3 separate regions of the Homo sapiens genome follow, and regions 1 and 2 are each linked to region 3. Evidence: chromatin loops called from intact Hi-C (ENCODE). Cell type or tissue: PC-3. All regions are shown on one strand. Links, peaks and the distances in the headings refer to the core of each region. The heading gives the core; the rest is flanking DNA. Region 1 has its middle 25 kb from the start of PITRM1. Region 2 overlaps LOC105376360 (a long non-coding RNA gene). Region 3 overlaps LINC02669 (long intergenic non-protein coding RNA 2669).

Region 1 (7,443 bases), core at 1,385-6,384, 270 kb after region 3:
CCCTAAACTTCTTCTGGCTTCTCAACGCAAACACGTTGCACATGGCATGGCTCAGCGTGTCGCATTCCATCCCAGAGCTGCTCATCCTCACTCAGCATCACCGTGAACTTCCCTCCAGGCCCAACCCAGGACCCCACGGTCCCCAGTGCCCGCCACATGCTCCCACATTCACACTAGGGAAGTGTAAGCCAAAAGGAAAATTCTAAGTCCCTCAAGCCTCATTACACCCCACTCTTTTGGGGTTTAGGCACAACTGACCAGCATTTACGTTAGAACAGAGACCACAAGACTGACAGAGGGAACTCTGTGGCAATATAATACCAAATTTTACACAGACCCTAAGGCAGTACCAGGCAAGGGTTAAGTCACACACCCCACACTTAAAGAATAAACTGTGTTCTAACTCTCATAAGGTGTTTCTTTTTCTCTGGCAGCTAAATAAGCCCTGGCCCCGAGATGAGCAATGTCGCAGCAGTTAGAGCTCACCAACCATCAGACACCGCCCAACGGAACCCCATTCCAGCAGCCACCACTACAGCTTTGATTAGGCCAGAGACTGATTTCAGTAACTTTCTCCTAATTAAAAGACCCCCAAGCATGGACTGGTTCCAGCTGCTTTACAGAGGCTGAGCACTTGAGTGCCTCTGTGTCCTGAAAAGAACATTTGATGTATATGGCCCAACTGTAACTCATTTAAATGTTGGGTTTACACCCCAAGGTGAACTTGGGTCATATGTAACAGGCATGTTTGTGCATTATGCATGTGCCAGCCCCCTTCATGAATATTCATAGCTGCTCCTATAATCTGTTGAATATGCATGCTTGGCCAATCCATTCAGCATGGACCCCTGTTCCATTCTCCTCTCCCTCGCAGGTGACTGCCTCCCAGGCTCCAGGCTGGGCAATGCTTCCCAGCCTGTTGGGATGGCCACCTTGCAGCCTGTAACCCTTTGGAAGGTAGTTTCCTTTCTAAATGTGTAGGTTGTGTGATTTTGAGTTAACAAAGTTCTTGAAATCTCTCTTTCATTCTTTAACAAATATGAGGGGGTCATCTATCCCGTGCCAGGCGCTAGAAGAAGTGAACCAGACAGAGTTCATCTCAAACTTTAAGGAACTCTCAATCCAGTGAGGTTAAACAGGCAGGGAAAGTGGCAAGTTCACAGGCAGGGCTAAGTGCCTCATAGGAAAGCCCTCCCCAGGTCAGTGATAGGGTTTGGCTCTGTCCCCACCCAAATCTCATCTTGAACTGTAGCTCCCACGATTCCCATGCGTCATGGGAGGAACCCAGTGGGAGGTAATTGAATCATGGGGGTGGGTTTTTTTTCTGTGCTGTTCTCTTGATCGTGAGTGAGTCTCATGAGATCTGATGGTTTTATAAAGGGGAGTTCCCCTACACAAGCTCTCTCTTGCCTGCTGCCATGTAAGACGTCCCTTGCTCTTCCACCATGATTTTGAGGCCGCCCCAGCCCTGTGGAATTGCGAGTCCATTAAAGCTCTTTCCTTTATAAATTACCCAGTCTCCAGTATGTCTTTATTAGCAGCGTGAGAGCAGACCAATATAGTCAGAGTCCTCAGTAATGAGCAGGGCAAGTTCGACAGCTGGGCCGAGCACTACGCCAGGAGCAATGCGTCTGGCTTCCTGGAAAGGTGGGCTTTATGTCTTGGCCATCTACAAGGATCCCCTGCACAACCAGCTACCTGGCACCCCTTCCCTCCAAAAGAATCCACCCTTCTGGCTGATGAAGGATGTCTTGTTCATGTGGATGCTTTCAACCCCAAACAGACCACCCGGCACACAGTAAGTGCTCAGTTTTTACTTGTTTTATAAGACTTGCAAGCATCAGTTATGATCAGATGGGACAGGGCTCCAATCGTTTGCCTCATTCGCAGGATGGTGGCCTTGAGCCTAGGGAATAAGCCTGCAGCCATGAGTCCTGACACCTAGGGACCTGCTTGCCGCCAGGTCTGGAGAGTTTCCAGCGGGCTCTTAGAAGGCTGTAAGGCAGCCAGGAGCAGCCAGCAGCACCTGAGCCAGGGCGAGCAGCTTTGACTCAGTGGGTTTCCTGACGCATGGTTGAGACCACACACATACTCCTCCATCCTCAGCCTTCCAGAAACGAGCCCCGCAGATGCCTCTGTGTGCTGCGATTTGCTTCCTCATTTACTTCTCTGTGTCTGAAGTTCCTCTTCTGCCTTACCTGCTGGTCCCTGCAAGCTGCCCTCCTCACCTCCCTGTTCGCCTGCTGACACCACAACCTGAATTCTCACTCTGGTCCCGGCCCAGACACACAAATGGGCCTCACCTGCCCTGACAGTGGAGGAGACCCTAAGCAGCTAGGGACCCTAACCAGCCAGGGACCCTAACCAGACTGGGGACCCTGGGGCTGCGCTGGGCAGGTGAGGCCCGTGTGTGTTTGTGCTTCAGTTTGCCCCATGACATCCGTGCACGTGACCGTCTGTTCTGTGTTTGTTCTGCCTGAATGTGTGAGAAAGCTGCCCCGATTTCTACTAAAACTAAACCCAGGCTGGGAGAGACCTCCAGGTCAGCAGGAGCTAAGGGGGTGCAGAAAAGCTGAGGCCAGTGGCTGGATCCCTTCCCCACATCTGTCTCCATCTGTGTGATCTCTCTGCTGCTTCTTCAAGGCTGAGCCACGCTTCCCCAGCCTGGTGTCTCTGTGCACGAGGGCTGTCGCCACAAAGCACCACAGACTGGGGGTTTAACTCCCAGCAAGGTATTTCTCACAGTCCTAGAGGCTGCAAGTCTGAGATGATGGTGTGGGCAGGGCCAGTTCATCCTGAGTCCTCTCCATGGCTTGCAGACGGCGTCTTCTCCCTGTGTCCTCACAGGGTCGTCCCTCTGTGTGCACCTGCATCCGAATCTCCTCCTCTTATCAGGACATCAACCCTGTGGTTTAGAGACTACCCTGATGGCCTCATTTTACATTAATTACCTCTTTAAAGACCCTATCTCCAAATACAGTCATAATCTGAGGTCCCAGGGGTTGGGGCTTCCATGTAGGATTTCCTGGGAGACACAATTCGGCCATCACATGACCACCAGTGTCCCCTTGGGCATGCATTGAATGCTTGTGTTCACCCCAAAAATTCATGTCAAAGCCCAAGCCCCTCATATGGCAGTATTTAGAGGCAGGAACTTGGGGAGACAATGAGGGTTGGATGAAGCTATGACTTGGGGCCCCACGATGGGACCAGCGCTGTAAAAAGAAGAGGAAGGGGGCAGAGCTCTCTCTCTCTCCCTCTCCTCTCTCTGTCTCTCCTCTCTCTCTCTCCCCCACCCCCATGTGAGGATACAGTGAGAAGGTGCCCTCTCTCAACCAGGAAAAGGCCCTCATCAGCAAGTGAATCTGCCGGTGCCTTGACCTTAGACTTCAGTCTCCAGAACTGTGAGGAATCCCTGTTTGCTGCTGAAGTCACTCAGTCTTCGGTATTTTGTCACGGCCCGAGCTGGCTAAGACAACCAAGCACTTCTTAAGTAACGAATGGGCCCTTCTCAGAGCCCAAATTAGCCCTAAACACGATTCACCTGAAACACTGGGCATTCCAATCCTAAATCATGAGAATCAGCTGAGCTTCAGACTGGTTTAAATGCCAAAGAATAAACAAGAGAATGCAATATTCAAAAAGACATTAAAGTTTGAATTATCTCAATCACCTGCATATATCCAATTGGCTAGATTTTCACATTTTCAAATAAATATTGACTGCATTTGCACTCAGTGGAACTATATTCCTAAGTAATATTCTGGGAGTTGTATACAAGACAATTTTATGAAGCCTCTTTAACATCACCTCGTTTTAGAGTCTGTGTCACATAATTGACACCCGCCGTGCTGGGGGCAGTGTGGTTTGCCACAGTCGCAATCACTGGCGAATGAGCTAATCCCGAAAGTTGTTTTATGAGCTTCTTTTCACCAGTGACACCGAAGCACTGATCCCTGTCCCTGATAAGCCTCGTGTAATGACTCAACCCTAAGAAATCCACAAACAGACAGCTATCCCTTAAATGAATGCATTTTTGAGAGATCCCAGTGAAAATTCTGAGCTGCCGTTGCTGGAAGACCTGATGGGGACGTCTCCTTTCGCTGCTCCATGTGGTAACGCAATGGTCAGCGGTCACTCCCTCCTGATGGAAGGAACCAGCAGCACCTGCCTGCTACCAGCTGTAGAACGAGGGAGACTGAGTGGGAGACGTTCCCAGAGTCTCGGCAGCGCCCGGCCCGGTTCAGCCAGGCCTCTGCTGCCCTCCGGTGGCCTTCGGCTGGAAGCAGCGGACAGAGAGTCCCGCTGCAGGAGGCTGGGACGCAGAGCATTCCTGGAATTAATTCCTGGACTGCTGGGAAAGCGGCCGGGGTGTCTGGGGTGTGCAGGACTAAAGCAAACCACTCAGCCCTCGGCCTGTAACTCCTTGCTTCCCCCAGTGCATTTTTCTCCTTGGTAAAATCCAGATGAAATGAACCAAAAGAAAAAGCAGCCTCCAAGATGAGAGGTCCCGGAAGGAAGCCTTGGAAGGAAGCGAGGGGACGCCCCTGGCCTCGGCCTCATTGCCTGTTCCTTCTCCTCGGCAGCTCTGCATGGCCCCCCAGCAGGACAGCTCATCCAAGGACACCCCTGCCTGGGGCCTGAGGACCCACCTGCAGGGCCAGACCCCCCTCCCCACCCCGGGGTGAACACAGCCCCCACAGGCCCCAGTGGGCGGGAATGTTCCCCGTGGTGGCCATTCACATAACAGGACAAAAGAGCCCCCACGTTTGCTGGGATGACTCTTGGGAGACCGCCAGCAAGTTGCAGACCACGGCAGAGGCCGAGCTGAGATGGGAATTCCATGCCCAGGTCTCCCTGGACTGAGGGAACGTGATAGAAAGCTGAAATAGAAACAGAAACAATAGTGACGCCTCTTTAGAAAGGCTACAACTGAAAACTGGTTCCCAGTCTAGCCTGATGGACACACGATCTGAAGAGATCCAAGACCCGTTTCTGAGAGGAGAGAGAAGACCGTGGCCGGCAGACAGGGGTGATGCTCTCAGCTGCCCTTTTCCAGCCAAGGCCAGAAATGTGGTGTTGCTTTGGCTGGCTTTACACCCAGGACCCCAAGCGAGCTTCCTCCCCAAAGTGGGCTGTCCTCTGGACTCTGGGTTGGGGACATCTCTGAGCCAGCTGGGAGGTCAGAGACAGGTTTACAACCAGGAACCCCCTCCCAGGCCCGGCATGAAGCGTGGGCTGCGTACCTTAAAAATGTGGCTTTAGAAAGTGAAATGTTGGCCGGGCGCAGTGGTTCACACCAGTAATCCCAGCACTTTGGGAGACCGAGATGGGCGGATCACCTGAGGTCAGGAGTTCAAGACCACCCTGGCCAACATGGTGAAACCCCATCTCTGCTAAAAATACAAAACTTGGCCGAATGTGGTGGCGGGCGCCTGTAGTCCCAGCTACTTGGGAGGCTGAGGCATGAGAATTGCTTGAACCCTGGGAGGCAGAGGCTGCAGTGAGCTGAGATCGTGCCACTGCACTCCAGCCTGGGTGACAGAGTGAGACTCCATCTCAAAAAAAAAAAAAAGAAAAAGAAAAAGAAAAGAAAAAAGAAAACAAGAAAGTGAAGCAGCGTCAACACCAGCCAGGCTCAGTACCCTGGAATTACATATTCAGTTTGTGGCCTGATGTGGGGTAAGTTGGTTTCAAAGAAACAATAAACCTGTAATTTTAACAAATTGATGTTTGGCAAACTAGACATTCTAGAAGGCAGTCGTTCAGAGGGCAGCTGCTGGTGGCTGGACAGCTTCTGAACGGGCAGCCAGTGTCCATGGCCAGGTGGGCAGTATTTGCTTCTCAGTTCCAACTGGAATCATGACTCCAAAGCGACAGCTGCCACGAGCAACAGAGAATGGAGAGAGACACACCCAAGCGTGGCCACACAGCAATTCACAGTCAGGAAGGAGAAGCCGGAGAGGGACTCAGCCGATGACCCCAGGAGCCACAGAACTCCCACTCACTGCAGGCGAATCTACCCGGGAGAGAAGGGAAAAGAGGTTCCCCAAACACCACCAGGGAATAGGATGATATTCATAGCAACAAGCATTTATATGATACTCTGTGCTGGGTGCTTTACCTGTATGTACTCATGAATCTTGATAACGCTTGAGCCAGGAGCTCTTCCGTGAACATTGTCGTTTTGTAGAAGAAGAAACAGAGTCACAGGGCCCCCAAGGGACCTGCCCGGGTCCTACAGCTTTAAGAAGTAGAGCTGAACTTACACCCAGGGCCCTGGCTCCAAAGCCCACCCTGGTAATCCATGATGAATCACCCACCTCTGCGTTGGCCTCACCAATAAAGCTCTGATCCAAAGGTCCAGGCTCGGTCCCCGTGGTGGGCTGGTGGCATAACTGGACAAAAATGCCCCAGCGTTTGCTGGGATGGCTCTTGGAAGACCGCCAGCAAGTGGGAGAATACGAGAGAGACCATGCTGAGATGGAAATTCTAGGCCCGTATTCCAATGAACTGAGAAAAACAACGGGAAGCTGAAATAGAAACAGGGGTGATAGTGACATTTTTTTCAGAAGGACCTCCTGGGAAGATGGAAGTGAGGCAGACATGGCCCTTCTCCCGGACACTAGAGCCTGCACAGGCCTTCTCGATGGGTGAAGGGGAGCTGCTCCCCCGGCCTGAGGCCAGCGGGGGAAAGTTCTGGAACCTGAGCCCCTGAGTGTCTCCTGTGATGGGCAGAGCCCTGTGTGGTGACAAAGACAGGTGCTCAGTGTCTGCTGGCTCCTGAGCTTCCATCTGACTCTTCAGGACACAAACTCTCAGGTTTCCACTCCATTTCCCAAAGGGGTCTGTGCACACAGGGGGCCCCAGCCCAGCCCAGGAGCCACCAGGGCCTCCAGTCAGAGGACAGAGTAACAAATTTCAGTGAGGACAAATAGAAAAAACAGTAAGAGGGTAGAAGTGGAGTTAATCAGTTCATTGTTCCCTGTTTCCCTGAACAGAATTTTTTTTTAAGACGGAGCCTTGCTCTGCCACCGAGGCTGGAGTGCAGTGGCGCAGAGCAGCCTTGAGCTCCCGGCTTCAATCCATCTTCCCGTCTCAGCCTCCCGAGTAGCTGGGACCACAGGCATGTGCCACCACACCCAGCTAATGTTTTGTATTTTTTGTAGAGACAGGGTTTCGCTCTGTTGTCCAAACTCGTCTCAGACCCCTGAGCAGAAGCAATCTGCCTGCCTCAGCCTTTCAAAGTGCTGGGACTACAGGCATGAGCCGCCGTGCCCAGCCAGGATACTTGAAAATCTCAATATCATGAATTCGTTGCATATTATTTTGAATTCGTGTTAAACTGAACTATAGATATTCAGAAGATATTTTCGTTTTTCTCTTTTTTCTTTATTTTTAAACTTCTCTTGTTTCCTAATAAGGCTTTATCTCTCAATACTA
Region 2 (7,443 bases), core at 930-5,929, 72 kb before region 3:
CCATGGCAGCAGACAAGTGAAGAGAAGAGAGCTCGTGCAGGGAAACTCCCCTTGTTAAAACCATCAGATCTCATGAGACTCATTCATTATCACGAGAACAGCACAGGAAAGACCCACCCCCTAATTCAACCCCCTCCCACCAGGTTCCTCCCATGACAGGTGGGAACTGTGGGAGTTAACAATTTGAGATGAGATTTGGGTGGGCACACAGCCAAACCATATCAGTGAGGCAACCAGAGGATTCAACAGAGTTTAAGGAGCCTGACGGTTTCACAGAGTCTGACTATTCTGCGAGAGTGGCCAGGAAGCATGCAAGGTTCATGAAGCACCACGCTGTGGGCCCAGTTCCCCATGCTGCTGCACTGACCAGCAGCTCCAGCAAGCTCCTTCCACATGTGGCTTCAGCCCAGGTCCACCTCGCAGCCCAGGGCTGCAGCCTCTTCCCAGAATTATCTTCCTTTTTCACCAGCTCCTCCTCACTGGCATCGGGTCTGAATTCTTCTCATCCATGGTCAGATGGCAGGGCTACAGTCTTATAAATGATTGAATGACTCATGGGGAAACACAAGTTTCCAAGGAAAAATGTTTTAAAAAGAAAAAATACGAGTGAGTAATGAGGGAGAGGTAGCCCTACTAGATCTACAGGAATTACCATTCTGCAATATTGGCAGAAGAATAAAGAGCTTAATCATCGGAAAAGGTTCATTTTCCCAGAAACAAATGCTAATAGAGAAAAACTTAGTGAGTAATAATAAAAGGACAATTAATTCATAAATGATGTTGAAAAGTTTGTAGATTCGGTTGGGGGGAATAAATTAACATCCTTAATTCATACCATATACAAAAATAAACTGAAGAAGAATTGAATAGAAAATATAGACAGCTAAAACATTAAACATAACAATTTTTTTGGAAAGTGGAACATTTAATGGATGTGAGGAAGAAGAAAAGACTTTCTAAGCAGATAATTAATGGAAAAAATCATGAAACAAAACACAGACATTTGGTTACTATTCAGGATCAGCAACATTATCACCAAAGCACTGGCCTTCTCCTGGTTGCAACTTTCCTTAGTGCTGGTCCTGGCCTCTCCTGCAATCAACAGCCACTGAGCTCGACCCCAGGAGTAGCCAAGAGAAAGCCTTGTGCATCCTGAAATTTCATACATTGGGATAAAGTAAAAAGCCTAAGTCAAAAAACTGTTACTGTCAAATAACTAAAAGGTATTATATATAAGAAACTGGGAAACTACGTGCCACAAAGATTATTGGCAAACCGCTTCCAACGGAAAGACAGCCCAGTGCTTAAACACAGAAAATGAGAAATGAATAAAAAATTCCTCAACCTCACCAGTAAGGAAAAGAAACTCAAATTCTTACAACATTGAGATATCATTTTTTTTTCTTTTTGCCTAATAAAGGGTGCAACCCTTTTTTCTTTCTTTCTGTGTGTGTGTGTGTGTGTGTGTGTGTGTGTGTGTGTGGTTTTTGTTTGTGTGTTTAATAAAACTCCCCATTGCTGCTAGAATTTTTGGTAGATGAACAATCTCATTCACTCCTGGTAAAGTCTAAGAATTTCCAAAAAGTGATGTTCTGATTTGTAACAATAGATCTGAAATTATCCATGCCCCTTCATCGGGTAACTCCATTTCTAGGAATATATCCTAATAAATAATATGACTACCTATGAAGATTTATGGGCAATAATGTTTGTTCTAGCCACACGGAACTGTTAATATCAGAAATAGTCAACACCAAGAGAATGATTAAATAGTTTTGGCATATTGTTAAGATAAAATATTATGTAGTCACTAAAAATTAAAGTTCTGAATTATTTTCAATTATGTGGAAGGCTAGGTGAAAAAAAGGCAAGCTCTAACACTGTGTGGGCAGCCTGTTCACCCCCATGTAGATATAATTGCATATTGACTTTTCAAGCACAGGGAACAGCTACTCACATTCCCACAGCAACAAGGGCTGGGGGTACTTCCCACCCCCAGATAACTGAACAGTTGTTACGGCTAAGTTTACCTAACACATGTATTTTTGTTTCCTCTATTATATTTTATCCATATTTTCCAACTTTTCTCAAAGGCCATTTATCATTTACACCAAGAAGTCAATCCATAGGGTTTTCTAAAGAGGTATCTGTGATGAAGTGACTCAGGCCTATCCACAGCCCTCCTCTTCCTCCGTCTTATTTCTGTCCTTCTCTAAAGGGTGCCAGGGGACCCTCTAGCTTGGGCATCTCATTTTGTGGATGTGGGAGGTGTCTGTGGAGAAGACCCTCAGAGACGAGGGCCCTGTGTGTGTGGGGGAGAGTGGGGGGACTGTTTAAATGACAGTACAGGACCATGTATGGCCTAGAAGCATTTTCCCAAATTCTTCAACTGCATAGTTTTTTGAAGATTTAAGAACATGCAGGCACACACACACTGTTAAGGAGTAAGTTGTGTCCTTAGTTTTCAGGTGTTGAAGTCTGAACCTCCTGGGAAGGTGAGAACTGTGGTGATGAGGTCTTTCCAGAGTTAACTGAGTTAAAACAGGGTCATTAGCATGCGGTCTCGTCCAATCTGACGGTGTCTTTGTAAGAAGAGGAGATTGGGACACAGAGGGCGATGGTGTGAGGACGCTGGGAGAAGATGGCGTCTACCAGACAAGAAGAGAGACCTCAAGAGGAACCAACACCTTGTTCAGGACATCCAGCCCCAGGGAGTGTGAGAACCTGCATTCCCACTGTTGAGGCCGCCTGATCCACAGTGCTTGGTTGCCGCAGCCTTGGGAGATGCGTGCGCCAGGCTTCAAAGGCAGCTCGTCCCTCAGCACCTCTGCAAGACAGGGTCTAATGTCAACTGCTAAGGGGGTTTCCAGTTGCATCAACTCCATCCCTTCCTCCTTGGCCGTTACTGTGAATACACAGCCCTGAGCCTCTGGTCTAACCCTTGACATGAAGCGTGTGGCCTTCCTGTGAACGCCCCTGTGGTGAAAAGTGTGTTATCTCGGCATGACCTGTATTTCCCACATCCAGAGCCGAAGGAATGGGCATTAAAGTTCCAGCTCTCATGTCCTCTCTCTCCATGGTCCATTCCAGAGTCCACACCAAGGAATGTAGGGAACAGAGGCTAGGTTAGTGTAACTCGGCCTCCAGGGGCTGACGTGCCCTGGGTCAGCAACCGACCCTCACAACGATGCTCTGGACAGTGCTGAGGTTCTGCAGGTGCTCCGGCTTGATTTTCAGAGTGCTGTGTCAGGGGGAGACAGCAGAAAACACACTGTTTTCCTTAAAATCTCAAAGGACCGGTGGCCCCAGACACTCTGAGGCCACCAGGAGGCTTCATGCACGTCTCCAGGAGTGTGACATGTTTTCACGCCACATCTCCGTGCTCCAGCGGATTCATGAAGTTGGGAGCCCACTGCCGCCGCCTCTGGGGCTGCCTGGGGAGATGGGGCTGAAGAAAGTGACCTGCGCCTGGCCTGTGCCTGCTTGGAGGTTTCTAAGTGTAGACGAAGTGTCAGAGGAGTCCATGTGGGCTGAGCTCTGGTCTCCCAGGCACCAGCATCTCATTTCACTTACAGCACAATTCCAGGAAGCGCACGGGCACCACGAGGCCCGTTCCTCCTGCTGAGATCTCCCCTTGTATCAGCAAGTGTGACTCATGGCTTCCAGCTCTGACACAAAGCCTCTAATGAATGTCAGCTAACAAGAGGCAGAGTCATGGCTTTCTTTAAGTACATTCCAGAAAGTTCTGGCAAGTTTGAGAAAATTGTGATGCCACTAAGTCATTGGCTCTGACTGAGGCAGAGAACAAGCCAGTGAAGAGAGGCAGGGGTCGCGAGGCTGCGTGGCACCCGGGCCACACACGGGTTCCCGGAGGCGGCTGTCCTGCATGGTAACAAATCATTGGCTGCTTTCCACTCGGAAGGTCCACCAGGCAAACCTGGGGCCCTGATCTGACCTCCTCACTGGCTGAGATCACAGTGCCTGAATTCCCGTTCTGCAAAACCCGCGGTCCACAGCTGACGCTGGGAGAGAGGCTCCAGGATCTTGGGAATGGGGAGACGTTTTATGTAATCGGAGAGCAGAAATCTTCCTCCTGTGTTTGCATTAACTGATAATGCCTGGAGGGTTTTGTAATTCGAGTATGATTTGGTTGTTAAAAAGAAAACATCCATTTTATTATGTGTGTCGCCCAAATTCAAATCTCTGTCTTCTTTTCTAAAGAGAAAATATGCTAAAAAATGATGCCATTTCTCTTACAATACAGTGTTGTTTAGTCAGGAGCCACTTCTGTGAAGATCCAATGATGTAATCGACAAATATTTACTTAAGGACTAAATGAACATACATGGAAAATACCATATCTTTGATGTATAATAATAAAAGTGAAAAACAATGTCTTTGCTCTGGCGTTATTGGATAATGATGACAACAACATTGTTACACTTTGCAGTTACGGGCAATGTCTGCCCACTTCACAGGGTTTGTTTTTGCCTCTGGAGTGAGATCATGGGATTGAGATGCAGACAGCTCTGAAGTCGGGTTAGAGCAGCTTAGGAACAGGATGAAACTTCGGATAGGCCTCAAAACAGGGTCCCCATGCAATGAATGATGCATCGCATGAGACACACAGACACACAGACAGCAGCAACAGACAGGCTGGACCCCTAACAAACAGCAGACACACAAAACCAACGCCACCCGTGCCCGTGCAGAGGCTGCTGCTGCTGCTGCTGCCGCTGCCGCCCTTTAGGGTTTGTGGTCCCTGGTTCTGTCATCTGCCCTGCCACACCCCAGCTGAGTGGTTGGGGAAACTGGCAGCCTCACCTGTGCCTCAGTTTCCTCATCTGTCATGGGGTGGGAACCATCCTACCTCTCAGGGGTATTTATGAGCCAACCATATACGTAAAGGGCTAAATGGTGGCTGGCGTTTAGGAAGGCCTCAATTAGCTATAGAGGGAATGTATAGAAACAGAATTTAAGGCGCCCTGAGGTCAAATGGTGAAGGATGGGAACTGTGATGGGAGGCCACCTGTCCTAGTGTGGAGCATGTGGAAATAGGTAATTCAGTCAATGGCAGGGGCAGGTGTCTGCTGTTAATGGAAACCAAATAAGCATCTGGTCCGTTTCGTGCCCAGCATGGTGCCAGGCACTGGGAGGATACCAGAGCTTTGGAACGATGCTTCCTTTACAACATTCCAAGGCTGAAGTCAGGAGGACCAGATCTCTTTTAAATGATGTCATGCAAATACAGTAGAAATGCAGGAAAGGGCTTCCTGCAGAGGTCAAATTTTAATGAGGTATTAAAATATAGATAAAATATTGTGAAGAAAAGTAATTTGAATAGGCATAAGATCAGAAATTAAAATAATGGACCTAGACAGCACAGGGAATTAAATTATGGAAATGCCTAAGAGGCGTCAATCCCAAAATTGAGGCTCAAGTTAAATAATTTGGTCTTAGAAAAACATAAAGTTCAAAATATTGTACTGAACTTACACAAAAGCAGAATTTTTCATAGTATCTTAATTTCTTTTTTCGAACTCTATTTTGTCCCTAAATAGATAACTGACACAAATGTGCTGCTTCTCTTTTTGACTAAGAGTGGACTATTTTTAAGCCAAGATAATTCAGTTTCGAACTTTCAAAGTGTAAATTTGAAATTATCTTGGTAGTAACTCCAAAAAGCACATTAAATTATACACCGGCAACTACAGGCAGATTAAGGGTAGGCATTTCAGACTCGAAATACTGCTCTTGTTTTTTGTTGTTATGGCTTCATTGTTAGGGGACTATACAGGTTTTATATTTTATTTTCTTTATGGAAAGGTTTTTGGTTCAAAGGAGTTTTGCGTTTTCAACAGAAGTCATTTCATTTATCCTTACAGCTATCTCTGGAGGGTCTTGAAGAAAGAAGAAATTCTGTATTATCCAAACAGATGGTTATGAGGATCTACTTTCAACCTTCCACGTTATGTGCTGTGAATCAAGTCTTCACCCTACCATTTATCCATTGTCTCCAAGAGCTTTTGATATATCAGGAAATAGGGAAGCCCTACATATGGAAAAGTGTAAGGATTGTAGTGGTGAGATGTGTGTTCCAGACTCTCTGGATTCAAATCCCAGCTCTGCTACTCATAAGTAAGTGACTTAATTGCATTCACTTTCTCATTGGTAACATCGGGACAATAATAGGTCCTTACTGCCAGGGCTGCTATGAGGATTATAAGCAACACGCAAAAGGCATTTGGAACTAGACCCTGCTTGTGTCAAGAAGGCTACAAATACAAGGGATTTGGGTGCAGGGAAGTTAGGAGAGAACAGGGAAGGCTCATCAAGAGAGAACAGGGCAAGACTCACTGATGTGTTATTTTCATTCTGCAAAAATTTAACAAGTGATTACACAGCAGGAGCTACATTAAAGGCCCAGAATTTTAAAAGAATTAAAAAAAATAGATGAAGTCCTAAAAACTTCCTTGTGTATTTGAATAAAATGATATAAACAGTTCATTACAAGGTAAGGTACAATGTAATTAATCCAGTATCTTCAAAGCACTCTTGCAGCAAGGAGAAGGAATCCACGTTCAATCCACATAAAAGTAAACGTATGTTCCTACAGAGAAGTGAATGTTTGATCATGTTCTGTAGTCCAAATTCAGTATCAGAACATCCACATTAAAAAAAGGTACAAAATAGGCCTCAAGGGGTGGCCCCCCGGGCAGCGGTGGGTTTCTGCAGCAGGAATAAGATGAACAGGCTCCTGGCAATGGAGGGGAACATGGCCTGGCAGGGGTTTGTTCACAATCAGGTGAGGCTTCTAGGACAGCACATGGGCAGGTGTGTGGAAGGCCTTGGGAAGGGCACAGGAGCCCCCATGGCCCCACATTTGGTGTCCTAGGTCCCATCAACCCACAGACCACCTGAAGTGCCACAGTCTTTCAGTAATTAAGCACAGTATTCCCAGGCCTATTTTCTGTAGGATTTCAGCTCTGCCCTGCCTTGGTATAAGCTCTGAGGTCAGTGTGAGTGGGGGGCAGTGCCAACCGTGGGGACGGAGCCTGAGACCTGGTAGAGCATCCCCTGCCCAGGCCACTGAGAAGGTGCTGTTGGATGAGAAGGAAAGTTGATGAGAAAACTAGCCCATTTCAACTCCCAAGTGCAAAATTAGAAGTAAACTCTCCTGAGACCAAATACGGGGCAGCCCATGGGGACATTTGGAGGGCTCAGGGCTTCTACAGACAAAGGCCACCCTGGGGCCTCTGCTCGGGGCCTGTGCAGGCTGCTGAGCAGCACAGGCCACTCTAAGGGCTGCATGGAGCTGAACGCATCAAGTGTTCTGCAAGGCCTCGTCCGAGTGATTTGCACTGTTCCCGGGCACTCCAGCTCAGAGCTAAGTCCCGCTTCAGAGTGCTTACCTGCAGCCATTAAATAATTATCAGTGTGCAA
Region 3 (7,443 bases), core at 927-5,926:
GTGAGGTGATGTGATCTCGGCTCACTGCAACCTCCGCCTCCCGGGTTCAAGTGATTCTCCTGCTTCAGATTCCCGAGTAGCTTGGATTACAGGTGCTCGCCACCCTGCCCAGCTAATTTTTGTATTTTTAGTACAGACGGGGTTTCACCATGTTGGCCAGGCAGGTCTCGAACTCCTGACCTCGAGTGATCCACCCACCTTGGCCTCCCAAAGTGCTGGGATTACAGGAGGGAGCCACCACACCTAGCCAAAAATTCCCTTTTGAAACTCAGTGCATGGTTTGTATCAGGAAAAAAAAAAAAAAGTAATAGTAGGTTCCACTCCCTGCTGCTATTGAGATGCTGAAGTCTTGTTCTGGGTCTGAGGACGGAAGCCTCTCTCTCTCTCTCTCTCTCTCTCTCTCTCTCTCTCTCTCTCTCTCTCTCTCTCTCTCTCTCTCCCTCTCCCTCTCTCTCTCTCTCTCTCTCTCTCTCTCCCCACAACATCAGTGACTACCCAAATCCACAAAATGGTGTAGTGTTTGCATATAACTGATGCACATCCTCCTGTTTCCTTTAAATCATCTCCCCACATGTGGTTGGGACCCTCTCCCGCGTATGGGGATGGCTGCTGTTGCTTTCCAACACCACCTGGCAATACTCACCTGGTTCTCTCTCCCCGGATAAAGCTCAGTGACGGGTAGCACACCTGGCCTCCATCCATTTCTCAGGAAGATGATATGGTTAAGTCCGTGCGATACTTTCCTATGGATGCTGGAGTTTTAGTGTTCTTGATTTTGAAGCTAAAAGCAGTCACCCTTAGAAGGGATTGTTCTCGGTTTTTGTTGACATAACAGCAAATAGGAAAACACAGGTACCTATTAACACGGGGCCAGTGACACACAGCCCGCTGCCCATATACTGGAGTCCCACATCAGTGGATTCAACCAACCGCAGATGGAACAAACTATACAAAATAACACGGCCCGGCACGGTGACTCAAGTCTGTAATCCCAGCACTTTGGAATGCAAAGGCAGGTGGATCACTTGAGGTCAGGAGTTCGACACCAGCCTGGTCAACATGGTAAAACCCTGTCTCTACTAAAAGTACAAAAATTAGCCCGGCATGGTTGTGCATGCCTGTAGTCCCAGCTACTTGGGAGGCTGAGGCACAAGAATGGCCTGAACACAGGAGGCGGAAGCTGTAGTGCGCTGAGATGGCACCACTGCACTCCAGCCTGGGTGACAGAGTAAGACTCCATCTCAAAAAAAAAAAAAAAACAATAACAATAATACAAACAAAAAATACAGTACAACGACTATTTCAATGGCATTTATCTTGTATTAGATATAAGGTATGTAGAGATGATTTAAAGCAAACAGGAGGATGTGCATCAGTTATATGCAAACACTACACCATTTTGTGGATTTGGGTAGTCACTGATGTTGTGGGGAGGGTGTGCTGGAGCCAGTTCCCCAGGGATACCGAGGATGACTGTATTCAAGCTGAAACTTGGCCCACAGTTGGGAAAACATCCAGTTTTCAAGGTGGTACCTTCAGCTGTTTCACAGGAAAGATCAACTTGGCCTTTTTCTTTGGGAGCCAGACACAAAGCAGTGTCTTCCTTCAGGTTCACTGCTACAGAAAACCTGCACGTCTTTTCCCTCAATAATTGAGGTGTTGGTGTTCCTTCTCCTTCTCTGCCCACATTTTGCTCTGACTCAAATTCCTCAAATAAGAGTGAGATAGCACAGACTGGGAAAAATCCAACTCTCAGGAGAGTTCGAGGCCTGGCAGCGTCAATGGCGGGCATGTCCAAGCCTCTCCCTGTTGGAGCTGATTCTGTTCAAGACAGGGAGCAGCTGATGCTTTGGGGAACTGAAGTGGGGACCCCCCCACACACCATCTCTACTCCCACCCGCTCTCGGACCCGAGTGGGAACAGCTGTTTCAGCAAGACTGAAATATTAGACTTAGCTGCGGTTTAGTCCTGTCCTAGACTCTGCAGAACTTTTTTTGGCTCTTTGCAAGGGCGTAATGAGTCATGCATTTCACAAGCATTTTCTAAAACGGGGAAACGCCTCCCTATTTGAAATAAGATTCTCCTATGAAAAGAAACTGTGTCAAAAACACCAAAGGACTAATCCACGCACTGTGTAACTTTCATTCCCCCTGCTTGAGTCTCTGCTGAAGACCGGTTTTAACTGTTAGAGGCCTGAAACCCAATCCTGTTATAAATCAAGAAGCCAAATTCCCTTTGGGCTTACATCAGAGCAAACAAATCAGTGCCTCCTCTAATACTAAAGATTAGGTCACAGGCCAGAGGAAACCTAACCTGCTTTGTGGGTTTAGAGCTGCAAGAGCTGTACAAAAAGAAAGAAAGAAAGAAAGAAAGAGGAGAGAGAGAGAGAGAGAGGGAGAAAGAAAGAAAGAAAGAAAGAGAGAGAGAGAGAGAAAGAAAGAAAGAAAGAAAGAAAGAAAGAAAGAAAGAAAGAAAGAAAGAAAGAAAGAAAAAAAGCTCTTGGCCTAACCCTTAACCAAATGTGAAGTGCGTGTCATAGGTGGATGGAATGTCATTCTGCTCCTTGAAATCATCATTTTTAGCAACAGATTCATATCACAGTCACTTTTCCATGATGGCATCTCCACATTATTTTGACCCTTAATAACCATCCCAGGCACCAAAAGCAATCATCAGGTTCTATCACAAGCACTTTTCTGATACCTTAAAAATTTTCAGAGTCTGGGGCTGGTAATTTCTCTTTATGTCCCTGTAAACCCCAAATCAATCTCGACTTCCCTGCCCTTTCATCCAACTGATGCTGAGAACTTTCTCCCCAAAGAAAGAAAAGCCAGGCATTCAGAGTCAGATGTGGTGTGGACTGTTTCTGGTTAGATGACTCAGCCCATTTTTGTGGATTTCCCAAGATGCTTTCTGAAATTCTGTTGAAAAATATCTTGTGTGATCTGGTAACAAATTAAACAAAAGACAAACCACCAAATGCTTGCCTGTTTGAAAAGGCCAACCACAAAATACTCCGATTCACGGTGACCTATCGTGGGGGAGAAGCAGCTCTGGATCATCAGATAAATTCTAACTTCCACAAACCCCGGCTCCCTGGACTCCTTTCTGAGGCTTCATGAAAGATAGAGGGGGGTTTCACATAACTGCATTTCAAATAACTCTAAGGCTCATGACACCAAGATACTTTTTAAGGTTTTAGAAAACTTGCCCTCCTCTGCTGACCATGCCAAGATGCACTGGTGGCTTTGGTTTGCCTTATTTTGCCATCTTCAGTTTTAAAAGTATTGAGAGACAGAGGATGCTTGTTTGTTTTCATTTTGTTTTAATTCCAGAAGCTAAGTAATCACTTAATATATATTTTCTTTGACAATTAACAAAAGTGATTCATACTTTTTGTGGAAGTCTATTTTCTTTCCAGCAGCACACGCCCACATTTCTTTGGTGACTTACAGAGCAGAACAATAAGCACCGAATCTGTTTTTCACCAACCAGGATTCCTCGCCAGGCTTTTCCCAGCATACTCACGCAGATGGAATTTCTGGCTCACGCTTCGTCCTTTTGCTGTTGTTGTTGTGTTTGTTGAGGTTGTTGTTAGGTGTTTTCCTCTGAACTGAAAAAGGGATATATCTATGCTCTCCCTGATCTCTCGGGAAGCTGACAAAACAAAGAAGCGTACGTGCCCAGCACACACAGCCCCGCCCAACCCTGTGGTGTAGTTTGTCCTGCCCAAACACATGAACCACAAAGTGCGCTCATTCACAAACACACAACTTCCTTTCCTGAACAACAGCGCCTCCCGCTCCCGCTGGAAAGGGTGTCCCCAGCTGTCTGGGAGATGTCCTGCCCCGCCGCACGGGGGTGGAATTTGCAGTTTTGCAGAGGAGTCACCAAGACGAGGCAATTTGCTTGCTCTTGGTAAAGTTGTTTTGTTGTTGTTGCCGTTGATTCTATTTCTCTTTCTGGAACTGAAATGTTGGCCTTTGGAGAATTCCTGCGCTATAAGGAGTACACAGACTTGGGAAAACTTAGCACACCAAGAGAAGGAGTGGCACTATGTGTTTTGCCAAAACCCATCTGAAATTTCCTGTTTTCCACGTTTGGGATGTAACGTTAACTTTTAGGGTCAGAGTTGCTCTCTCCCGGGGAAGTTGCAACTTTTTATTCCTGACTTCTTCAAGGGCTTGTGAAAGATCTCCAATGTGCTTCTACAAAAGATACAAATGCCTTTTTAAGAAAACCCTCTGTGAGCTGCACTCATTGGATCTGAAACCAGATGCATTCAATTTGCCTTTAAGTCTTCACCAGCTCATCCTCAAGGTAAACAAAGAAAACTCAAGCAAGTGTACAAAGAATTTTATTTTGCCCTTGAAGATAGTAAAACAACTTCAGACATTGAATAGTCTGTGAACAATCAAAAAAGTTACACTAACATCTAATATTTAAAATGGCTTCAGTCAGTAAGAACCTAAATGTCATAATTTTCATTCTATATAGACTTTATTAATGACTGTTAGAGTATACAATGTGTGTGTATATTTATATACATACACTGAATGTTAGAATATATAATGTGTGTGTGTGTATATATATATATATACACTGAATGTTAGAATATATAATATACACACACATTATATATTCTAACATTCATTAATAAAGTCTATATCTATTAATGGCATTATATATATTAAAGACCTAATATATAATGATACTTTTATTGCCAAAAGGGAAAACTGCAAAAAAATAGATATTTTTACATTTTTAAGAACAAAGTCGAGGTCAGGCACGGTGGCTCACGCCTGTAGCTGGTGGCTCACGGCCTCCAGCACTTTGGGAGGCCGAGGCAGGCAGATCATGACGTCAGGAGATCGAGACCATCCTGGCTAACACGGTGAAACCCCGTCTTTACTAAAAATACAAAAAATTAGCTAAGCATGGTGGTGGGCGCCTGTAGTCCCAGCTACTCGGAAGGCTGAGGCAGGAGAATGGCATAAACACGGGAGGTGGAGCTTGCAGTGAGCTGAGATCAGGCCACTGCATTCCAGCCTGGGCAACGGAGCGAGACTCCGTCTCACAAAAAAAAAAAAAAAAAAAAAAAAAAAAAAAAAAGAACAAACTCTAATGGTTCCGAAAAGATGAAAAACTCTATATTGTTAGTTGTTTCTGAATAGAGAAGTACAAATACAAGCAATGAGATAAGATTAGATTCTGTAGAAACTTCCTGAGAAGCCAGTCTCCAATCTATAATCTCCTTATTCTTTCCTTCAAATCTTAAACCAACTGAATACAGATTTTAGCTGAAATATAGCCATATACATAACACCATTTACTCTAAAAATTTCCTCCATGAAACTTAAAGTTGAAAATAGAAACACTGCCCACGTTCCCTGAAAAATCACCCTATAATTATTCCGGAAAATGCTCAGATGGGTCCTACGTGGTGTAAAGCAGAGGAAAGCTCTGACCACTTGGTGACCTGGCTGCCTCCGGCATGTGCCACGTGCATGAAAACAGGAGGGAGGCACGCACTCTGTGATGGTGCCATGGCTGGGGCCTGAGCCGCCCCGTTCCTATCCTGTCACCCCCATCTCCCGCGCAGGCTTCTAGCTGTGAGCAGTGGTTCTAGGCACCCCTGTTTATATTCACTCATGTTCCTGCAGGTGAGCTTTCATTCCTGAAGTTTGTGTAATGCTGAAGTTACAGTTTTACAAGCAACGTTGAAAACGGCTTCCTGCTGTAACTTTCAGGAAGAGGAAGAGCTGTGTTAAGCCAAACTCTGGAGGCCAGTGACTGCATGTTTGCTTCCACAGGAGGCTGGTCCGAACTGCAGCTTGTCCTCACAGCCAGGAGAATGTTTGTCCAGAGATCACTTTAAAAAATGCTCATCAGGTTGACAGTTATAAGACCATAATATGAGGACTTCACCCTGCTGATGAGGGAGACTCAGAGAATGAGAAAAGTACAGCTTTGGTAACTTTTGAATGAGTTCCATACTTGTCATAAACACAGACCAACCCAAGTAAACTCCAGAGTTCAACTGTGACACGCTCTTCAGCCTGCACCAGAAAAGGCAGCGCAGTTAGGCTAATCCCAGGCTAGCACAGAGAAGTTGGGAAGAGTGTTCATCTCGCTCAGTCAGAATTCACACACAGAAAGGGGAGTGGGTGGTTACCAGGCTTAATATGTTCAATAAGGCTTTTTCTCCAGCAAGACGTGGAAATCCTTTTATAACCTGTTTTGTTCTTCCTCTAACCACTTACATTTCTATGTGTCACCCTTTCCTTCTCGATAAAATTTTGATAATCATTTGTCCTAACAAAGCCCAGAGAGGCGTTGAAAGAAGCCCATGAGATTATGGTTAGGAAAGCACTTTTGAAAATGCTATGTAAACACAATGCTGTCACCACCTACTTGCGAAATTGTGGACAGGAACAACTGCCTTACACACACACACACACCTGTGAAATACCAGACTGATTTAATCCGAAAGGAAGGTTAATTCCAAACTACTGATCACTTCTGATCATTAAACACATGCAGATACGCACAGTTAAAAAGTAGTTTTTAGAAAAGGTAAAATTATCATTCTCATACACATATAAATAAATAGATGTTTAAGAATATATTTAACTCGTAGGATGTGAGGGAATTAAACAGATGTTATAACCGATTCAAAGAAAAAATCAAAATGACACATAAAATATATGCAGCAAAGGAACATTGAGATCAACTGCAAATAAGCATGAAATTGGACGGAGAGGAGGTCAATGAAACCACTATCAGCAAGTACAGAATTTGCACATCTGTCCTATAGTTTGTGTAAGCTGCCTATAATTTACAAAGAATTGCATAGGAATGCAAAATTAATGCACAGGGTTGAATTCTGATAACCCTGAAAGGTGTGCTCTAGATCATGCAGTTTTCTAGTGAAACACAAGACTCCTACACACCCAAGCATACAGACTCTTTAGATTCATGATTGGTCATGTTTTATGGGAAGACAGCCACGCTCATGTCTCAGTGGCTGCTCCATCTACACAACACCAGTGAGCAGTTACCGTGGAGACCACCCGGCCTCCAGAGCATTTACTTTTTGGCTCCTTACAGATAAAGTTTGCCGACCCCTATTTCTATCAATATATGGCATTGCAAACCATATTTAGTTAGTTATGCATTTATTTCCTAATTAATGAGTGCCCAGTGGGTGCACTGGCATCTCCCCCTTAATGGAATTCTTCTTAGCCATGGACATTTGTAAGCTAAGACTTAGGATCATCACTAAACATAAAACGATACACAAACCAAGTGGCTACCAACTTTTTAAATTATTATTTTGAGTTTTGTTAAATGTCTTATTTTTAATACACTAGCAAACAAAGATAGTGCTGTCTGAACAATGAAGATGCCCATCCAACTGTCTAATCTAGACCCTGAATACTG

Evidence for each region. Hi-C counts contacts between places; a loop is a spot of excess contacts. Peaks named below come from ENCODE experiments on the same cell type or tissue, not always from the same donor. Only the 100,000 strongest peaks of a DNase experiment are listed, where the experiment ranks them.
Region 1: it touches region 3 in a loop (4-fold over the local background); 5 of 110 quality-filtered maps call a loop at or near these places.
Region 2: a loop joins it to region 3, with 7 times the contacts of the local background. A loop is called at or near these places in 13 of 110 quality-filtered maps.

What each region holds. Positions count from the first base shown.
Region 1 is chr10:3,194,359-3,201,801 of GRCh38, reverse strand. No RefSeq gene overlaps it. Among named protein-coding and RNA genes, the nearest start is that of PITRM1, 25 kb to the right of the region's middle. In PC-3, for the core only: a CTCF peak has its summit at 4,266 (motif pointing left); DNase peaks (open chromatin) are centred at 3,971 and 4,091; H3K4me3 peaks cover 814 bases; H3K27ac peaks cover 993 bases.
Region 2 is chr10:3,535,474-3,542,916 of GRCh38, reverse strand. All of the region lies in intron 1 of LOC105376360 (a long non-coding RNA gene), which reads right to left. Among named protein-coding and RNA genes, the nearest start is that of LINC02669, 36 kb to the right of the region's middle. In PC-3, for the core only: no CTCF peak of the experiment used is centred there; a DNase peak (open chromatin) is centred at 3,656; H3K4me3 peaks cover 589 bases; H3K27ac peaks cover 2,498 bases.
Region 3 is chr10:3,463,877-3,471,319 of GRCh38, reverse strand. The region is part of intron 3 of LINC02669 (long intergenic non-protein coding RNA 2669); the gene reads left to right. The region is part of intron 1 of LOC105376360 (a long non-coding RNA gene); the gene reads right to left. All of the region lies in intron 1 of LOC124902538 (a long non-coding RNA gene), which reads right to left. Among named protein-coding and RNA genes, the nearest start is that of LINC02669, 35 kb to the left of the region's middle. RefSeq lists an enhancer at 2,813-4,012. In PC-3, for the core only: a CTCF peak has its summit at 3,845; DNase peaks (open chromatin) are centred at 2,179, 2,949 and 3,729; H3K4me3 peaks cover 2,984 bases; H3K27ac peaks cover 4,469 bases.